Linked DNA regions of Mus musculus: region 1 is linked to region 2. Evidence: chromatin loops called from intact Hi-C (ENCODE). Cell type or tissue: heart. All regions are shown on one strand. Each heading gives the region's core, and the rest is flanking DNA. Links, peaks and the distances in the headings are about the cores only. Region 1 holds the start of Rhbdf2 (rhomboid 5 homolog 2). Region 2 overlaps Ube2o (ubiquitin-conjugating enzyme E2O).

Evidence for each region. A loop is a pair of places that touch in the nucleus more often than their neighbours do. Peaks named below come from ENCODE experiments on the same cell type or tissue, not always from the same donor. Only the 100,000 strongest peaks of a DNase experiment are listed, where the experiment ranks them.
Region 1: a loop joins it to region 2, with 7 times the contacts of the local background. A loop is called at or near these places in 18 of 42 quality-filtered maps.

What each region holds. Positions count from the first base shown.
Region 1 is chr11:116,623,443-116,633,732 of GRCm38, reverse strand. It overlaps Rhbdf2 (rhomboid 5 homolog 2), which reads left to right and starts at 9,513. Exons shown (of 19, transcript NM_001167680.2): 1 at 9,513-9,555. In heart, for the core only: CTCF peaks have their summits at 4,706, 5,934 (motif pointing left) and 7,962 (motif pointing left); DNase peaks (open chromatin) are centred at 2,992, 3,362, 4,722, 7,882 and 3 weaker places; H3K4me3 peaks cover 1,560 bases; H3K27ac peaks cover 5,536 bases.
Region 2 is chr11:116,549,365-116,559,654 of GRCm38, reverse strand. The region is part of intron 1 of Ube2o (ubiquitin-conjugating enzyme E2O); the gene reads left to right. Among named protein-coding and RNA genes, the nearest start is that of Sphk1, 22 kb to the right of the region's middle. In heart, for the core only: a CTCF peak has its summit at 4,980 (motif pointing left); DNase peaks (open chromatin) are centred at 3,134 and 8,683; H3K4me3 peaks cover 1,240 bases; H3K27ac peaks cover 4,280 bases.

The sequences.
Region 1 (10,290 bases), core at 1,394-9,393, 74 kb before region 2:
AGGGTTTCTCTGTATAGCCCTGGCTGTCCTGGACCTCACTTTGTAGACCAGGCTGGCCTCGAACTCAGAAATCTGCCTGCCTCTGCCTCCCAAGTGCTGGGATTAAAGGCGTGCGCCACCACGCCCGGTCCCTTTTGTTTGTTTGTTTGTTTTTTTGTTTTTTGTTTTTTTTTTGGTTAGTTTGTTTTGCTCTGTTTTTGTTTGTTTGTTTGTTTTGTTTTGTCTTTCAAGACAGGGTTTCTCTGTGTAGCCCTGGCTGTCCTGGAACTCTCTCTGTGGACAAGGCTGGTCTAAAACTCACAGAGATACCTGCTTCTGCCTCCAGAGTACAGAGATTAAAGGAGTGCACCACCACAGCCCAGCATTATAATTTTAAAATATTTTTATCGTGAAGGTTAGTGGACAATTTTGGGGAGTTAACTCCCTCTTTCTACCATGTAGGTCCCAGGGATTAAAGTTGGACCACCAGGCAAGCGGCAGATCGCATGCAAACAGAAGCGCTCACATAGTTTCGGTGTAGTTCACAGCCTGTGTTTCACAACGGGTACTTGGACCACGGCCTGTATTGTTCTCCCCAGAACTGCCAAGCGCTGCACAAATCCAGCTTAACTGGTTTATTTCACTCTACTTCAGGGAAGCCAGCGGCTGCCCCAAACATCTACACCCTAGGGTCACCACAATACAGCACCCTCCATCATCTGACATTAAAACTGGGCCTGAAAGTGTAGCTAGGTTGGTCGCCTAGCTTGTGGCCCTGGGTTCCATCCCAACCACTCTATAAACAGAGTGTGATAATGCGAAACCAGTCTTTCCTACGAAAATTGTTTTGAATGTGAAGTATCCCCCATGCCTCCCATATTCCCAGGCATTTGAATGTGTGGTCCCTATTTGAATATGTGTAGGAGTTATGTCACTGGGGGTTGGGGGATATACTTTGAAGTTTCAAAGACTGTTGTTGCCATTTCATGCTAGTTTTCTCTGCTTCGTAATTGTGGTTTAAGATATAAACTCTTAAGCTGATCGTGGTGGCACATGTCTTTGATCCTAGCACTTGGGAGGCAGAGGCAAGTGGTCTCTGAGTTTGAGACCAGCCTGGTCTACAGAGAGAATTTCACAACAGCCAGAGCGATCAGAGAAACCCTGTCTCTAACAAAACAACACAACAACAAAAAGAGCATTAGCCTGTAATGAACCTTCCCCCACCTCGTGAAACGCTCTCAGACATGCCTGTGTGCCCAACCTCTGCACCAGGCATTCCTGAGGCTATCACACCCTCCCCATCATGCCTGTTATTAATTAGCCAAGCACCTGCCAGTGGGTGGAGACACAGTCATTACCCTACATTAAGCAGGATGATTAGAAGTTTAAGGCCAGCCTGGGCTACACCGTGAATTTTAGACCAATCTTAATAACATAAAACCTTGTCTATAGATAGATAGATAGATAGATAGATAGATAGATAGATAGATAGATAGATAGATAGATAAAAGAGCTGGCTCAGCAGGTGAGATTACTTGCTTCTCTTGAAGAGAACCAGAGTTCAATTCCCTGTACCTGAGGCAGGCTGCTTGCAGTCACCACCCTGTAACCCCGAATCAGGAATCTGACACCCTCTCTGGCCACTGTACACCCCCCCACACACACACACACAAAGGCATAGTAAAAACTAAAAAATAGGGGCTGGAGAGATGGCTCAGCGGTTAAGAGCACCGACTGCTCTTGCGAAGGTCCTGAGTTCAAATCCCAGCAACCACATGGTGGCTCACAACCATCTGTAATGGAATCTGATGCCCTCTTCTGGTGTGTCTGAAGACAGCTACAGTGTACTCACATACATAAAATAAATAATTCTTTAAAAAATAAAAATAAAAAATAAAAAATAAACAAATAGGTTGTTAGTAATGGCTGACTGGTTAAGTGTGTACTGCTCATACAGAGGACCAGGGTTCAGTCCCCTGCATCCTCCTGAAGTGACTTATAAGCTCCTGTCACTCCAGCTGCAGGGACATCCCATGCCCATTGGGTTTCAGACCCAGGACAAGCCTCTGAGGTGCCTATTTAACATATCAAAGCGGACCTGGCTTCCAGGGTCTCCCAGCATCCCTCAGTCCCTCCCTGTTACAGGGTATGACTGGCACACCGCACCCTCCATGCCTGAACTTTTCACTCCAAGGGTTGGGTTTCCCCTTCCCCAGATCTTCTCTATATAATCTAAATTGCTCTCTCTCTCTCTGTCTTTCTGTCTCTCTCTCTGTCTGTCTGTCTGTCTCTCTCTCTCTCTCTCTCTCTCCTCCATGTCTACAGGGCAATTTCCCTGGCCCATGAGCTGCCCCAGTAAACCTTCCTTTTTACTTTTAATTTGGCCAATAACAAATTGGCCAATTAATGCCCTTTAATGGCCTCTGTAGGCATTGCACTCAGGTGGGTGTACACACACACACACACACAATTTAAAAGTTTGAAAAGTATTATAAAACATCTCAGTGGAAAGGCTGGGTTGTAGCTTACTGACAGAGTGCTTGCTCAGAATGTGAGAGGCCTGTCCTCAGGACCAGCAAGTTTAAAATGTCAGAGGCTAGAGAACTGGTTTAGGGCAGTGGGTCTCACCTTTCCTAATGCCGTGACCCTTTAATACAGTTCTTCAAGCTGCGGTGGCCCCTAACCATAAAGTGATTTCTGTTGCTACTTCATAACTGTAATGTTGCTACTGTTAAGAATCGTAACGTGAACATCTGATATGTGACCCCTGTGAAAGGGCCCCCCCCCCCCAAAGGATCATGGCCGACAGGCTGAGAACTGCTGGTTTACAGGGTGAAGGTAATTGCTACCAAGCCTGAAGACCTGAGTTCAATTCCTGGGACATTCACAAGTTGTCCTTTGACCTACACATGTGTGCTATGGTGTGGGAACTAAAAAGGGGCCCAGGGGAAGAGGGGGGAGGGAGGACCCACGTCCGGCCAGAGTTCCTCCTATGCTCTGGACAGGCAGACACAGGAAGGCTGCCAGATGTTTTCCGCTCAAGATACCCTGTAGCCCCGGGGTTATGGGAGAGAGGGAAGAGGGAAGAGAGGTTCCCACACAGGCGAGAGTCTGCGCAGCTGAATAGAGACAGTCTATGGTTTTAGAGCTTTATTATAGAAAGGCAGGGGGAAAGAGAGAAGGTAGAAAAGAGGGGGGAGGCTAGAGAAAAAGAGAGAGTAAGAGAGAGAGTGAGAGGAGAGGAGAGTAAGAGCAAGAGAACAAAGGAGTGAGAGAGCAAGGAGGGCCAAACAGCCCCTTTTAAAGGGAGCTGCTATCTTTTCTGTTGCTAGGTTACTGGAGAGGAGTTTAGCCTGAAGGTCAGAAGCTTGGGACATTGCCTATGTGACTACTAACTAGCCTTGCTTCTCTTGTGGGGGATGTGGGGGCGGTAACTTTGACAGGAGCCAGAGTTCCAGGAGACATGAGAGAACTCCTTCCATCCCGTGTAGGTGAATTATCACCACCAGGTTCCGGGGTTCAGCATCTCAGCTCGACTGGAGACCAGCCTGCCTGTGCATAGTCCAATGCCCCACGCTATGGGGCGCACACACAATCAATACAACTTAAAACAATGTTTGTAAGACTCAAGATATCTCTGTGCGTCTGTAACTTGAGTTTCTCAGGCACATGGCATTTCATGACTCTAACATATCTTAGTCACCCGGGGTCATTTTTTCTGCTGTAGACAAGGAGTCTCACCTGGCATGCAACATGCTTTGTCCCAGGTCCGTGGCACTTATTTCTTCAGGACGCCCTGGTTCCTCCTTGGGTGCCAACTATTCACACAAACTCGGGCACCGTGGTCCCCACGGTTCTGATTTCATTTTCCCAATGATTGATGAGGCTGGGGGGCTTCTTATAGAGTCCCTGTGATAACGAATAATACCAACTGGGCAGGGTCTAGTCACCTGGCAGACAGAGCTCTGGGCACCTCTGAGATTCGCTTAACAGAGGCGGGAAGACCCTGGGACCTCCTAGATTCACTTCCCAGCCCTGAGTGCTGGAGGCCCCACCCCACCAGCTGGGTACCAGCTCTCATCTCTCATCTCTGTTCCCACCCACCTAAGACACCATGTGACCAGCTCCTCATGCTACTGCCCTGCCTCCCTGTCATGACAAACTGTACCTCAAACTGTAAGCCAACACAAGTCTGATACTCTTTGTTTTTCTCCCGAGAGAGAGTTTCTCTGTGTAGTCTTGGAACTCACTCCGTAGACCAGGCTGGCCTCGAACTCACAGCTCCTGCCTCTGCCTCCTGAGTGCTGGGATTAAAGGCATAGAGTTAAAGCTTTTATGTTGTTTAGTCTGATGGTCTTTTAGCTGGTGGCTTCTGGGTAAAATGTCTGAGACTGGGTAAGAGGCCGATGCTGCTCCCATGCTGAAGAGTGGTAATGCCACTAGGAAAGAGTATGCTACCGAGAGGGAATCGGGACGGAACACAAAGTCACCTACAAGGATGGAAGTGCCAGGGAGAGAGGAGAACTCAGAATCCCAAGATTATGGCCACATGTGCTCCCTGCCTGATTCCTCGAGTGATGGCAGGCAGGTCTGAACCTGGATGCTATCGCCCTTTCCGGGCGCGGTGTTCTTCCAGGGAAGTGCTAAGAGATTTACCTAGTGTTTGACTGAACAAGCTTTCTGGAGTTAGCAGGGCCAGGACACGTGGATTCCTTCTTGCAGTACTGGATATGGCCGCTAGATGGAGACTATGCACTATGGATGCCAGCTGTTGTAACCCATAGCTCTTGGTCCCTGTCTTCCTCTGAAGTTCTGTGACATCCTGATTTTGCTCCCTGGGGGATGGGAGGCCTTAGGCCCTTGTCAGCCACACTCTAAAAAGACATCTTTGTCATCCTTTCTGTATGCTTCCTGGGGTCCTTCCTAACTCCCCCTCCTCTAGACTCTGGTAGCAGCCCTTCCGCGGTTCTTCTCGTTCACACAACCCCGCGTGCCCCTGAACACTGCCAGAAGGACATTCAAAGCTTGTTCTCCCGCGATGGCTGGAAAGAACATGGCCTCCGATCCAGGGCCCTGCCTCAGTGTCTGTGCTCTTCAGTCCTGAACCCATGCCTGGAGCTCTCCAAACCTGAACAGAGACCACATTAAAGACAGTCATAGTAATGCACATTTGAAACCCCGGAAGCAGGAAAGTGGGGACAGGTGGCTCGCGGGGGCTCACTAGCCTGATGGTGAGTCCCAGGCTAGTGAGAGACAGTGTCTCAAAATAAGGTGGACAGAGACTGAGAAACAACACCTGAGATTGTCTTAAGCTTATGTGCGCGCGCGTGCGCACACACACACACACACACACACACACATACACATACACATACACACACACATGCTCGCACACATTCATACACACAGAATCTTACAGAAATAAGATTAAAAAGTTGATAATCTTGCTGTCAGGTTAATTTTAAGATCATTTTATCTAAATCTTTTCAGAGTTGCACAAGTCTTGAGAGAGGTCTCGGGGTTTGCAGGACATAGGCCCACAGCTGAGAGCACGCAGTCAATTGCAGAGGGCCACAGCATCTCATTTTAAAACTGAGAACACTTGGCCTGGTGGTTTATACCTACCTATAATCCTAGCACTCAAGAAGTAAAGGCAGAAGGATTGCTGAATTTGAGGCCAGCCTGGGGTATATATAGAGTGAAGTCCAGACCAGCCTGGAGCCTGTCTCAGAAAAGCAAACAAAATAAATCCCAACAAAAATAAATCCATTTTAGCCAGTCATGGTGGTTCTCTGCCAACTAGCTTTTGGGTGATTAAGACAGGAGAAACAAGAATCCAAGGCCTGGGCCTGGAGAGATGGCTCGGCAGTTTAGGGCACTGGCTGTTCTTTCAGAGGACCTTGGTTCAATTCCCATCATCCACATGATAGCTCACAGCCATCTGTATGTAACTGCAGTTCCACGGGAGGATCCAGCGCCCTCTTCTGGCCTGAAGTCATACAAATAGGGCACAGGCACACATGCGGGGGGGGGGGTGGGGGGACGACGACGACGGACACACTTATACATATAAGAAAATTTAAAAAATAAACAAGTTGGTGGTTGTGCATGGCTTTAGTCCCAGCACTTGGGAAACAGAAGCAGGCAGATCTCTGAGTTCAAGGATAGTCTGGTCTACAGGGCAAGTTCCAAGACTAGACAGAGAAACCCTGTATGGAAAAACAAACAAACAAACAAAAAAGTTGCAGGCCAGCTGGGCGTGCTGGTTCACATCTTTAACCTCAGCTCCCAGGAGGCAGAGGCAGAGACAGGTGAATCTCTGTGAATTTGAGACCAGTCTGGGCTAGATAGTAAATTCCAGGCCAGCCAAGGCTACATAGTGAAACTTTGTCTCAAGACAAGATAAGGGAATAAAAAAATATTCAAGCCAGTCTGCTTTACAGAGCAAAGTACTGTCTCAATTTTTTCAGTATTTATTTCAATTTTTTACAGTTTTTTTTAAGTTATAAAAACATAGCAAGTGTATGCATTCCACTTTTTGTTTTTCTACTCAAGGGCATTTTGGAGATAATTCCCTATCAACACACAGTTACCTCATTGCTTTTAACAGCTGCAATGTGACATTCCCACACGTTACACCCAACTGTTTCTCACTCTCCCACACCAGGCAGGAGAGGTGGTTTACTGCAGCCAAGTCTGTGATCTCTCCATCTCCAGGGCTAGGGCGGCATGGCACAAGTCTCTGATGTCACCGAAGCATCATGCATATTCTCGTCCTTGGCCGTACAGGGGTGAGGACACAGCCCAGCCGTCCAGCAGTGAGGACACAGCCCAACCGTCCAGCAGTGAGGACACAGCCCAGCCCAGCCCAGCCCAGGTGCCAGAGTAGCATCTGCCAGGCTGAGAGGTGGATTGGGCCTGAATGGTTCCAGCAGCCCCACGGTGCCTCTTCTGCCTGATGCTCTTTGCTGCCATGGGACAGACAGAATGATCCTCACATGATGGAACTCACACGCATGCCAGGCAAGTCCAGCCTCCCACCTGCACCCCAACCCCCAGGGCTGGTTCTTTTGCCGCTCTCAGCATGGTTTCCTAAGGATATGTGGAGGGGTCACTAAATGGCTCCCTGCCTGTGCTTCAGAGAAACAGCTCCCAAGTTTGGGGTTATTATCTGTCTTTGCCCCAGCCTTGCCTTTCCGTGGCTGGAGACTGGGAAGGAGAAGTTTGCCACCCTGCCTAATAGGAAGTAACTAAAGCTCTAAGCATGTGGTGCACACACATTTTATTTATTTATTTTTACATGAATTAGTGTTTTGCCTGTGTCATATATGTATGTATGTATGTATGTATGTATGTGTTAAGTATGTATTATGATGTACATGCCTGTGGAGGTATAAGAAGGGCATTTGATCTCTGAAACTGAGTTAAGGCTGTCTGCAAGATCCCAAGTGCATGCTGGGAACTGAACCTGGGTCTCTGCAACATCAGCAAAAGCTTCCAACCATATAATTATTTCCCCTGCCCCACTTTTTTTTTTTTTTTTTTAAGATTTATTTATTGCCGGGCAGTGGTGGCACACACCTTTAATCCCAGCACTTGGGAGGCAGGAGGATTTCTGAGTTGGAGGCCAGCCTGGTCTACAGAGTGAGTTTCAGGACAGCCAGGGCTACACAGAGAAACACTATCTTGAAAATAAAAAAATAAAATAAATTTTAAAAATTCTTTTATTTATATGAGTCCACTATAGCTGTCAGACACACCAGAAGAGGGTATCAGATCCCATTACAGATGGTTGTGAGCCACCATGTGGTTGCTGGGAGTTGAACTCAGGACCTCTGGAAGAGCAGTCAGTGCTTTTAACCTCTGCTCTACCCAACCCACCAACGTGGCAGACTGGGGGCAGGGTGGTTAAGAGCAACAAGAGCCCAGAGACCTGGCTCACCTCTGAAAGCAGCTCTGCTGCAGCGCCCCCTGGTGGTGGTCTCTCCATACTCTCTGGCTGGGCGAGGACTTCAGAAAGAAAGACTGAGGCCATTGGTGCAGGGGCTGAGGATAGGGACTCCAGACCTGGGGGTACAGGTCTAGTTCGTTCCTCTGCCATTTCCTGCCTGCCGTAAGTTTCCACATCAAATCCCAAGTGAGGGGCTAACCCAGGCCCTAGGCATCTGTATCAGTGGCACCCCCTGCCCTTCTCCGGCCTGCTGTTCTTGTTCAGGAGCTGACAGGTCCGGCGAGTGCTCGTAGGTGGGAGCATGGGAGTGTTGGACAGGGTGTCATAAATGTAGGCCTTCGTACAGGGCTAGGTACGCGAACATGAAGAGTGGTACTCTACCAGGAAGTGGGTAAGAACATCACAAGATGGCACCACCCAGAGCCGAGTTAAGGGAGGGATATCTGGGTCCAGGAGGGAGATGAGGAGGCACAGCCCAGCTCCTATGGGCTCAAGGTGGCTAGAGACGTGGGCTAAGGAGGATAAAAGCCTGTGGCTTAAACTTGAGGGAGGGCCGGCCGTCACCACTACTAATAATAGCAAAGATAACAGCAGCTGCTAGTTAGAGCCAGGGGCCCCACAAATGCTCCCTGTTACTGCTACCACACAGAGAGGGGAAAGCTGAGACCGAGGAGGCTTAGGGGATTCATCTAAGACCACAGGAGCAGTCAATGGCAGATCAGGATTTGAACCCCCGGCTCTGTTAGCTGGAGTCATATATAGTTATTTCTCATTACAGCCAACAAAGCAAGTTACTTGGTCAGTATTGGCCAGGCTAGAGTATCCAAAGCCTGGGCCTGGGGGCTGTTCATGACACGGAGATGTGGAGGGCCTTCCTCTGCATCTATTGCCAGTTACTGTGAGAGCCAGCTTTCAGCCTTAGCAAGAAGCCTCTGTGTCCTTGGGTGCAGAGCAACATTCACAGTTTCCTAAGGGACAGTCCCAAGAACTAGCATATACCTCGGTTGCCTTTCCAACTGCTCTGTGTTTAGTCCTGGGGTGGTTAAGGGGACAAGACCCAACTTCCAGCAAGGACCCGGTCTGGCCTAGAAGGGATGCCAGGCCTGAGGAGAGATCATTCTAATGGACGAAGGAGAGACAGCAGCTAGAGAAGGCCAAGGCTTCCTAGACGATGTAGCTGCAGCGATCGATCGGGGATTCTGGAAAGGATGCAAGCCTAGTCGAGGCTCCTGGAGTCAAAGGAGCCTGAGGTCACACGAGAAAGAGAAGGGGAAATTGAGTGGTTTTTGCTTGGTTGTTATGGGGGTGTGTCCGTGTGAGCGCGTGTGTTGCTGGAGATCGAACCTAAGATCTGTGTGCTAGGCAAGTGTTTAAATGTGGCCATAAGTGGAGCAGCAGGAGCTACAAGCCCAGGCAGAAGCCGCGGGCCGACCACGCCCCCCGAAGCACCGCCCACACACCAAGAAGCCCCGCCTCAATGAGGCCCCGCCCACACCCAGTCCCCGCCCCTGCGCCCTCGCGCAGGTAGGGAAGAGGCGGAGCGCTGGCGCTCAGCCTTGTAGCCGCCGCCCCGCCGCTGCCCACTCTGCTCTCAGCCGCTTCCCGGGACGTGGGGCCTCCGAGAGGTGAGCACGGGGAATTGGGTGCGGCGGAGCTCGGGTCCGCTAGGCCGCGGGTGGCCAGGGATTCACGGGGCTGCCCCGTTCGGCCGCGGGGAAGGTCGGGGGCTGTGCGCCCCGCAGAGCGCCCTAGAGGCCGAGGCTGGACTCTGTGCCCGCGGGACCGCTGGATCCCTCCCGCAGATCCTTGGCCTCTGCTGGGACCAGGACGCCTAAAGGGGTTCCCCGGGGCACAGTCACCAGATGTCTGGGCGCGTGGTTTGCGCAAAAGTTTAAAAGCCCAGAGAGGAAGAGAGGGCACTGCCCAGTGTTGGAACATGCGACTCCGCCTCCAACCAGAAATCCCTTTTAGACCTTAAGACTATATTCCCCTGTCTCCCGGGTGAACTTCCAAAGTCCTCGGGCAGCGTTTTGTGCGTGGAGCTTCGCCGCCGTGGTAGTAACAGGTGCGGGGGTGGGGGATGGGGAAGGCTCACACCGCCAGAGTAGTCCGCGGCTCAGAAAGTGTACTCAGGAGTCCTGGCTTAAGGACCGAGGGGTTTGGAGAGTTGGGCCCCCAGCTGATGTTTCTGCATTGGATTGAAAGTTAGGGAGCGAAAGGTCTGTAGGGCCCAGGTCTCTACCACAACCCCAGGGCAGAAGGGAAGCCAGGTCCATACCTTGATTCAACTCCAGGAAACACCGAGCCGCGAGTCTGTAGGGCCGGGACATAGAGAGCGAAGGTGAGGTGTACCTGAGGGA
Region 2 (10,290 bases), core at 995-8,994:
TCTTTTAGGGCATGTGAGGAAGCGGGAGACATTTATATATCCTGCTGGCCTGGCTTCTCCAGCACAGCAGTTAACAATTGAAAACACAGGGACTCAACTTGATAACCCACACTTACATTGTATCAACTGACTACCAACAGCTAGCCTTAGGGACCACCCTCCCTGACCAGCACTGGCCTGCTTGAGGAAAGCCCATATAGCAAAAAAGGGCTGCTGGGGGTGGGGGAGTTGGAGACCCACCTTTAAGGTTCTGGTGTAAAGCCACTGTGGCTTCTCTGGGTGACAGCGACAGGTCCTGCTCTAGCCATGGGAATCCTGGCAGCCTATTGGAAACCCAGCTTCCCAGAAGGAGCATTTTCTGACTGAGGCCTCCTGGCAAGGACAGTTTCCTCCTGGGCTTGGGTTCTGTGTGGACACTGCTCTGTACTGCCTCTGGCCTCTGAGAGCTATGGCTCATCCATCCCAGCTTCCCTCTGCAGTCTCCTGCTTAACCACATAAAAAACTGATCTTAATTCTAGTAGTGTATATGTAGATGTTTGTGCATGCAGGGGTCTTGAAGATGGCGTTAGGTCTCCTGAAGCTGGAATTACATGCAGTTATGAACCACTCAATGTGGGTTGGGAATCTTTGCAAGAGTAGCGCTTTCTCTTAGCCTTAACCAGTGAGCCACCTCTCCAGCCTGTGCATTTTGTCACCTGCCTCTTCCTTTCCCCCTCTTTTTTGGTCCTAGTCTTCCAAGGGACATGAGTCTGCTGCTCTTTTCTGGGTCTCTAGCCCCACCAGTGAGGCTTCTGCTCACACTGCCTGCTGTGGGACCTTAGTGCTGGGTTAAGTATGACACTGGGTCGTTCCACAGCACTGGGCACTGCTTACCACTCTTGGCACGTGTCCTCTGTCCTGGGCTTCCCCTGCAGTGTGTTTACAGCAGCTCCTTGGGTACATCTCCCTGTGTTGCATGCTGTGGGGACACTGGCTACCCACATGAGGTTCACACTTGGACCCATAGGCATCCAGAGACAGGGAATCAAGCCATAAAGTGCTGTGGAGAAGAGGAAAGCAAGGGTCAGGGTCACCATAGTGTACTTCTGTCAGAGAAGTGACATCTGGGCAAGAGATTAGTGTAGCCATGTTGACATGTGGAGTGTTTGCCACTCTATGCTTGCCCAAACTAGTTTCTCCATGTTTCATTAGCATCTGGGACAGGATCTATGGGACCCACAGACACCCAGTAGTGTTTGATTGAATACATGAATGGACAGTATACCATGGAGCAAGTGAGTAGCATCGTAAATGAGAGAAAGCGGGCCAGCCAGCAGGAGTCTAGACTTCCTTATTGGGTAGCTGTGTTTCTGCCCAGCCCTTTGGGGAGGAAAGGTGGGCTTGGACACCACTGTGTTAATGTTAGATGCCTCTTGTTCATAGCCCATCCCTGTACCTTGGTTTTAGTTGGCACATTATCTGCCTTACTTGGAAAGGGGTGGATACATGAGAGAACAAAAGATAGAATCTCTGTACTTGCAGCGCTCCTGGTTTAGTGTAGCTGGGCCATCACCCAGCCTTAAGAGACAGGTTTAATGGGCCCTTGAGATGCACTCTGTTCTCATCCTTCTAGGGATTGGTGGTCCGTGGGTACAGGGCCACTCCAGACACAGTCAGTCTCTTCCCGGTCATCTTTAGTTTCCAGGCCTGCTGCGTGCATACATCCCATCCCAGTCCCCCAGGGCCCTGGGAATAAGGGAAATAGAGCCAGCCCAGGAGAGGGGACAGCCAAAGCATTTGTGAAAGGACTATACCTTCCTTCCAGGGTTTGAGCCCCTACATGCCAGTTGTACAGTCTGCCTCTCCGGGGCTGCTGACCCCAGCCTGTGACAGTAGAAGGCGGGCACTCAAACCTGGGTCCTGGCAGCTTCGGTAAGGATTGAGAGGTGTAGCAGTGTGGATCAGCCTAAGCCTAGACCCACAATAGCTGCCCTTTTATAGTGTTGTTCTTTGATTAGGTTCAGCTGTGACGTTTCCCATTTTTCTGCCAGGGAAAAAGGCCTGCTGGAGAGTCTGCAGCACCCATCAATGGCAATTCTCCGCCTACCTAGTTTCCCCAGCCTTATTGATCACCACAGATTACTGCACATTCACAGTTAATTTGTTGGAAAACTTGTTTTAGACCAGTGTTTCTCAGCCCTCCTAATGCTGCTACTCTTTAGTACATTACCTTTAGTACATTTAGTCAGTGGTGACCCCCAACCATAAAATTATTCCATTGCTACTGCATTTTGCCAGTTAAGAATTAAGATGTGGGCTGCCCTTGGCCATTTCTGGAGCAGGTTAACTGACTTCTGTTTACCCTAAGTTGTGACCAAATACCCTTCAGTAGGACACATTACACCTTCACTGGGAACAGAAAGATCACAGAAAGTTCATAACAGCCAGAGGTCTGGAAGAAGCAATACCTTCCAGGCATGCTTTCTGCATTCATGAATCTGCACCACCTCTGGTTACCTGTACAAGAAGTACACAAGATGAAGCCAGAATGGAAGCAGGGGTGCTCACAGCCCAGGTCCTAGACAAGTTATGGACAGTCGGTGGCTACTGGGAGGCAGGGATGGAGAGTTGGTTTATCTTAAGGGCAGGTCAACCATCTCCAATGAATGGCCCCACACTCAAGAATTTATGGGCAACACAAACTGGGGTCAAATAGTTTGAGGAGGGCGGGATGAACTGTTGGAACTTGGAAGAGGGTAGGGATGGATCTGGGATGAGTTAGGGGAGATGTGAGTGTGACCAGGATACAGTGTATGTATGCAGTGGTAAGCTCATTTAAAGAAGAAAAAGAAGCATGATGTCACTATCTGATAAGTGGCCCTGACCCACAGGTTGCGAAGCTCTGGTTTAGGAGGTGCTTTTCCCGTTCTGACCAAATCCCAGTGGGGAGGAAGACACAAGGTTAGAGGTCATTGTGGTACCTCTGCCAGCTCAGTAGGGCCAGCCTGTCCATGGGCAAGGTGACAGCATGGTGTGTGCCAGGCCTTAGAGACTGTTGGGACTGTCACAGCCGCCTCTCATCCCTGAGGTCTTACAGCTCACCTGTGCCTTTCTACGACTTTCCCAGGCTTTTGCTTCCCTGGGGAAAAGAGTCAACAGGCTGCAGGGCTGTGAGTGGACAGTGCTGTTTCACAGTCGTTCTGCTAGGTCATGAGACCTCTCCCTGCCTGTGTGTGAGTGCTCATCTGCACGTCACTGGAAAGTTCTAGTGTAGTCTTTGGCCACCAGGAATGATCTAAAACAGAGCATTCAGGAACCGAGTCTGCCATAGGAGGGTGAACGCCTCATGTTTCAGTGGGAAGGACCTGCCTCTGCCCCCACAGCCTCGGACCAAGGCTTTCATGGATCGTTTGTACTGCCTTTTCTTACCAGATTTGCAGTTTTAAAAATAGCAGTGCTGAGTGACTCCTTTCTCAGGCGAGTCTGCCTAGCGAGGCAGGATAGTGCGCTTTGTAGAGTGGCTATTGATTGATTAGCTGTCATTTCCCAGCTTTGGGGAGCCTGGCCACAGCAAGTCACTGTCCTGCTTGGGTGGAGCTCCTTGCTTCAGCCTTTCAGGAAGGGTGGTGGCTTGATGCTGCCGAAAGACCATATTATACAGATGAGGGACCAAGCAGGAGGAACACCTGCAAGGAGGTACCTAGGGCTGCCCCAGTGATTGAGACCACATCCTCCCACCAGGGCCACGGTTTACTCATGACCAGGAACCTACCTCTAAAATTGCCCTCTTGTGCAGGAAGCCCTTCCCCCTGGAAGTCTTGAGTGGCCAAACAGTGTCTTCTTGGCACTGGCAGAATCTGATCTTTGCTTCCATGGCAACAGTTCTTGCCTCTGTATCTGTCATTCTCAGCACTTCCCATCCCCCTAGTACTGGCCCACCTGAGCAGTCTCCCAAAGCTGAGGCTTTGAGAGCTTGGCAGCCAGTGCATCTTTCCCAGGCTGAGCCACAGAAGGGGTTGTCAGGGAGTTCTGGGTAGGGCATGGTGTTCATTATTTTAAGCCACCTTGTTTTAACACCTTGACCTATAGGCCAGTCTGTTAAAAACAAATGTCCCAGTGGAGTGTGATAGCACACCCCTGTGATCACAGCACTCAGGAGCCTGAGGTAGGAAGACCATGAATCAAGGTCAGGTGTCTCTGGGCTGTGTGGTGAGGCTTGAAGAAAGAAACAAGAAGGGAATGGATTCCTGATTTGTATGTCAGCGGTGGAGTGTGGCACCCATGATGCTCTGGGTTTGGTCTCCAGGCCTTGGGGGTGGGGTTGAGGGACTACGTGAACATTGCTGTCTTCATCCACATATTCATTCAGTAGGTTTGAAGTGAAAAAATCAGAACTCTAGTTTAATTAGAAATTTTTTCTTTCTTGTTTCTGTCAGTTTTCTTTTTTTCTTTTCTGAAACAGGGTCTCGCTGTGTAGCCTTAGCTGGCTAGGAACTTTATATATGTAGACCAGGATGACCTCAACCTCTGGCTCTGCCTCCCAAATGCTGGGATTGAAGGCATGTGCCACTATATACAATACACTACATGTGTATTGGTGGCTTGCACCATGTGTATGTCTGGGAGAGGCTAGAAGGAGGTGTTGGATCCAGTGGGGCTGGAGTTACAGGCTCCTATCAGTTACCATATGGTTGCTGGGAACTAAACCCTGGGACTCTGGAAGAGCAGCCAGTGGTCCTAACCACTGAGCCATCTCCTGCCCTAGAACAATCTTTAAAGCACTTACTGGGATTCTGATTAGCAGCCACCCTAAACAGCCCCTTCCCCCCAGAGCTCCTTTGGCCACCTCTGGTTTTCACTGCTCCATGACCTCGCTGATGCCAGTCAGAATTCATTACCAAATTCCATTCTCATTTGAAGGGGTCTCCTCTGCTTCCACCAGCTAGTTGCCCTTCAAAAGCAGCGCAACAGCATGTAGCCAGCTATGCGCCATCTTGTGGTTGCTTAATGTAAAATGCAGCATCTTGAAACCGGCCCGAGCTCTCAGGACCTGTATCTTCTGTCACGGTTATGATGCGCTAATGAGATCAGAGCTCATGAGACCCTCTAAAGGTCTGCACTCCCAGGGAAAGGAAGCTTCGTGTGTAATTGTGCAGGAAGCATCATCTTTTGTCCTGGTCTTGGTGCCCTTGTACCAAGGGTCTGTGTTGTACCTGTTCCTCCAGGGTACCACAGCCTGCTGTGTTGTCTCTGGGCTGGACCTGGCTCCGAGGCTTACTTCATTGTGGCTCAGCCCAGCCCTGCACCTCCTATCTCTGAGTGGGACCAGACCTCCCCTTGACGTGCCCAGCTGCAAAGCCCTACTTGTTCTCTTCCCTCCAGCTACTGCCGGGCCTGAGATAGCGCCTGTTTCCTGTCCTGGGCTTGAGTGTTGCTGTTTCTTCCTGTGGCCAAGAGCTTTTTGTAATACTGTTGAGGGGTCTTAGCAGTAACCTCTGAAGACAGACACACATCCACACATTCTGATGTGCTCAGACTCAGCCTCTAGCCATAAGCCATCACTAGGATTGGAACATCCCAGCACATAAAAGGAGGTAGGTAGAGAATGTTAACCACATAAGCTAGAAGGTTGTTAATACTACACAATTCATTGTGGCGTTTACTCATGACTCTCCCTGATAGACTTAAAATCCTTCCAATTTAATAATGCACTGAAGTCATGATACAACCTTGTTAATTTCTGCATCTCATTCCAGCCTTTGTGTTTTCACGAGCATCTGGCTTCTCTAGCTGAGCTGTTAGCTCCTCAAAAGCCTGCCATGGTGCTCTGGGCCCTGAGGGCCATGCTGACTTGCTTGGGGTTCTGTAGGATGTACTCCTCAAACAGACTACTCATGTGGTAAAGCAAAAGCATGGCCTGTGGCAAGAAGAGGTGCCAGGCAGGTGGCCCCCAGGGCGCCTGAAGATTGGAACATAAGCTCTGGGGTTGCACCTGCAAGAGTGCATCCAGCCCAGGACTGTCCTGTCCACAGGGAGACTTCTGGTTTCTAGGATGTGTGCTGGTACCCACTCAGGAGTGGCAGTGCTGTGTCCTCAGCAAAACTCGGTTCTTGTGTGCTCCCCCCGTGCCTGGAATCCCACTTTTCCCTGTTATTTTGCCTCCTGTGGTTTTGTCTCACTCTCCCTGAGAAATAGACAGATCTTGCTTCCAGGTATTCTGAGCACTTTTCAGTTGGTGCTTTTGTTCTGCTCCCTGTCCTGAAGTACTTACTGCTGCCATGTTCTAGAAGAAGTGGAGGTGCAAAGATGGGTCTTTGAAGCCTTAGTGATTCGCCTAAACAATGATGGCACCCCTCAGAAGCCATTTTCGTTAGCTCTGGTGTGTGTTCACCAGTTGTTACCTTGGGATGCCAGCATGCCCTGGCGCTTTCTTCTTATTAGCCTGGAAATAGCAAGTGTGGTGTTTGTACAGCCAGTGATGCTGCTGTGGGCCGAGGTAGGTGGGTTCTTCCACAAAGGGTTGCCTGGAACCAGCTCTGCTCACTGACTCAGCCTGGCCTTCTAGTTCCCTCTCCTCCTGGGTCACATAGCTGCAAGGGATGCAGTCTCAGCTAGTTCCTTAACGTTTCCCTCTCGTTTACTTTTCTGTTTTGTTTTTAGACACAGTCTCTCTGTATAGCAGCATACCCTAACCCCCAACTCATAATCTCTTGTCCCCAACTCCTGAGTGCTGAGATGACAGCTGCACACCACCATCCCTGGCTGCTTTCTGATCTTGCATGCTAGCCTGGCATAGTGTCCCCTTCAGGAAGTGGCTGGAGTCCTGGCCTGTCTCTATGTGGCCTAGCTCTGTCGGGTTGGAGCAGAGGAGCAAAAACAGGGTCCACTGCAAACTGTCTGTGTCTCCACTCATTCCTCTTCCAGGGATGCAGTGAGGGCAGACAGTTTATCAAGCTTCAGTGGGTGAGGCCTGGCTGGTGCTGGGTGCTCCTGCTCCCATGTAAATGAAAGACCTGGTCGTGGATACACCCCTGGGGAATACGGAGAGATGGAGATTTATTGCTCTGAGATTGAAGCCTGGCCACACCTCCCGTCTTGACCTTCACTGGTGTGGCTGGTGGCTCCTGCTCTCCAGACATATATGCTTAGGCCCATTAAAGCCTTTCCTGTGAGGACTGGAGAGCTGAGGACCCAAGTTTTGTTCCCAGTGTTGATGTCATGTGGCTTACAGTTGCCTGTAACTATAGCTCCAGGGACTCTGTGGACACTGCACTCATGTGCACATGCCCACACACAGATGTACTAGATGCACAGAATTAGAAATAAGATGTTTAAATAACTCTCCCTGTGGCCTTCTGGCAGCTCCTCCTTGGGTGAGGAGCCTGTTACCTGCAACTGTCTTACTTTAGCTTCCTTCTGTTTTCAGACACTTAGTCTTGGAAGTTTTTATACAGGAATTTTTTAGTGCATCTGATTGACCATGGCCAGTTTAATGAATGGGCTTCTAGACTGGAAGCAGGACAGCTCAGGTGCAAGAGCAGGCCAGGGAGGCAGTTCCAGGAGGTGGCCTTGTTAGCAGATGGGCCTCTAGAAGCCCAAACCAGTTGATGACAGTGCCTGCTCACTCTACAGCAAGCCTTCTCCCCGAACTGCAGCCCTTCCCTCTGCCCCTGCCTCATCGCTATACAGTTGTATGTGGAGGCCAGAGGTCAGGATCGGTTTCCTCATGTCATTCTCCATTTTGTTTATTATTATTTTATGTGTATGGTTGTTTTGCTTATGTGTATATGTGTGCACCACTTACATATAATGCCTAGCCCAGGAAGCCAAAGATGATATTGGATGCCCTGGAGCTGGAGTTACCAATGGTTGTGAGCTGCCGTGTGAGTGCTGGGGAGTCCCAATAATTGTTTAAAAGTAAAATAGGCTGGAGAAGTGGCTGAGCTGGTGAGAGTGACAGCTGCCCTCCAGAGGACCTAAATTTGGTTCCCAGCACCCATGTCAGGGAGTTCACAACTGTTTCTAACTCCACTTTCAAGTGATTGAACACTCTTCTGCCCTCCAGGGTACTGCACACATGTGTGCACAGATACACAGAAAGGAAGGGGAGGGAGGGCGAGCATAGCTTTAATTCCAGCTCTCAAGAGCCAGGGCTGGCCTAGTCTAAATAGTGAGTTGCAGGCCAGCCAGAGCTATACAGTAGACCCTCTCACGCGGGGGTGGGGGTGGGGGGATTCAGTAGAGGTAGTGGAGATGACCTTTGACCCACCTTGTTTCTAGATGTCCTAAGCAGCCAGGAGTTCCTTGGCCTAGACACTGTTGATAATGCTGTCCAGTCATTGTGACAGGAGCTTTCCTGTGTGTCTAGGGAGGGGAGAGGACAAAGTGGCTCTAGCTGAAAACCACAGAGCCACTGCCTTCCCTTCCCAGGCAGGTGACCCCAATGTGTTGCCTTGGCTCAGGCCCCCAGGTTCTCCTCCTTTGCTCAGGGTTCCTCTCCTAAGGCCTGAGTAACTTCTCTGTCCCTTTTAAATCCTGCCAGCCTCATCTAGAAGGCTGGCATTATCTAGGAAGCTCACTGCCTTATTCAGCCAGGTACGTGGTCAGAGTGGCCCCTTTAGAACCCGGGTTGCGTTGTTTATAACTCTGAGCACAGCCTGGCCTGCGTCTGCCCTAGAACTGGGGCTGGAGCCAGGCAGAGCAGAGGCTAGTGTTGTCTGAGCTTAGACGCCATCAGTGTTGTCTGAGCTCCCCTCCTCCACAGTCTGGCCCTGGGTTGTTTTCAGAGGAGGCAACAGAGACTGCCTCTTGCCCTGTTCCATGCCATTACATGACCAGTGTTTATTTCACGTAGCCCATGACTTCCCCCCAGGCTATTTTGGAATAGCTTCTTTCCTGCTATTCCAAAACTTAGGTTCACCGATGCTTTCCAGGAAATGCTAGTTTACAACTGGCTGGTAAACTCGGAGTTGCTGAACTTTTTTTTTTCTTTTTAATTTTTAATGATAAGAAACAAAAATATACCTAAAAGCATAGCTTGTGGAAAAACCATTTGTTCTCTCCTGTCTTGTATTGTTCTTCCAACTGACCTTGGCCTCCCCAGCCTTGCGTTTCAGAGCTGAGTCTCTAAAGACATCCTTCTTGACAACCGTTCCCTCTGAGAGGCTATCCAGAGCACCTGTAGGCATGAGGTGGTTACAGTTATAAACGTTCATAAAGAACTTGATCTTGGAGTTTTTGGCAATCTTCTTTTTACCTCCATTTCACACGTCCTGTATGAGCTTGTTCTGATCAGGCTGTCCATGTGGATCCTCCCCCCTCCCCTGGCAGTACCTGGACCTGACAGAGGCCATCGGGTTGTGTGCAGACGCAGCTCAAGGCTCTCGTCAAGGCCGCGCTACTCTCTGCTTTCTGCGATGACTTAGGCCCCCTAATTGGTGGTGGTTTGACGTCTAAGCTAAGAAGGCAGTTGAGGTGAAGCTGAGGGTGGGGCAGGCACAAAGTGTCTTCACATTACTAGAAAAGGGAGCTGGCCTCTCCACCTTCCCTTCAGTGCCTTGAAGCTAGCCTTTCTGGACCTCAGCCTGTGTCCCTGTGGACAGGGAGTCAAGCAAGTATGGATGTAGTGGCTGTATGTGCCTGTGTGCGTGCACGCAGGCGCCAATGCTTTCTTTGTGGCTTCAATCCTGTCATGGGTCCCAGAGTTGGCTGCTGAGATACCATGTGTACTTGGAAGCAGCAGGCTGACACCAGTCACAGTGTTGTCTGTGGAACAGGTCCTGGGTCCCTGTGGCAGTTTATGTTTCCTGCTTAGCGGTGTACAGCCTACCTAGAGCTTGTGTGGGTTGTCCTTAGCAAAGCTTCAGTGACCTTGTACTTGCTTTTCAGCACTTCTGTCCTGCTCCTCTCTCTGCCAGTCACCTTTCGCAGCAGAGAGGCCGGCTGAGGTTACTGAGAGTCGGGGAGAGTCGGGGAGAGCCCTTCCTGGTGTGTGCCTGTCCGTCTCTGAGCAGGGGAGAGAGATGTAGCAACCACTTACAGGTTGTCCAAGAATGACAGAACAATCCCGATTTGGAGATACAAGAACAGAGAAGACAAAACAGCCTAGCAGAGAAGCAGCTCTTTCTGGGCCACAGAGGCCGCCCAGCAGCAGGAGGTGGCAGTTCTGGGGGTTCAGTTGGGTCAGGACAGGGTCTGCACTGCCACAGATAAGGAGCAGGATGCAGCTGGGCAGGCAGAATAGCCAGATTAGAAGGGTTGTGTCTAGTGACAGCTGGCTTCAGTGCCATGCCAGTCCTCCAACCACTCCT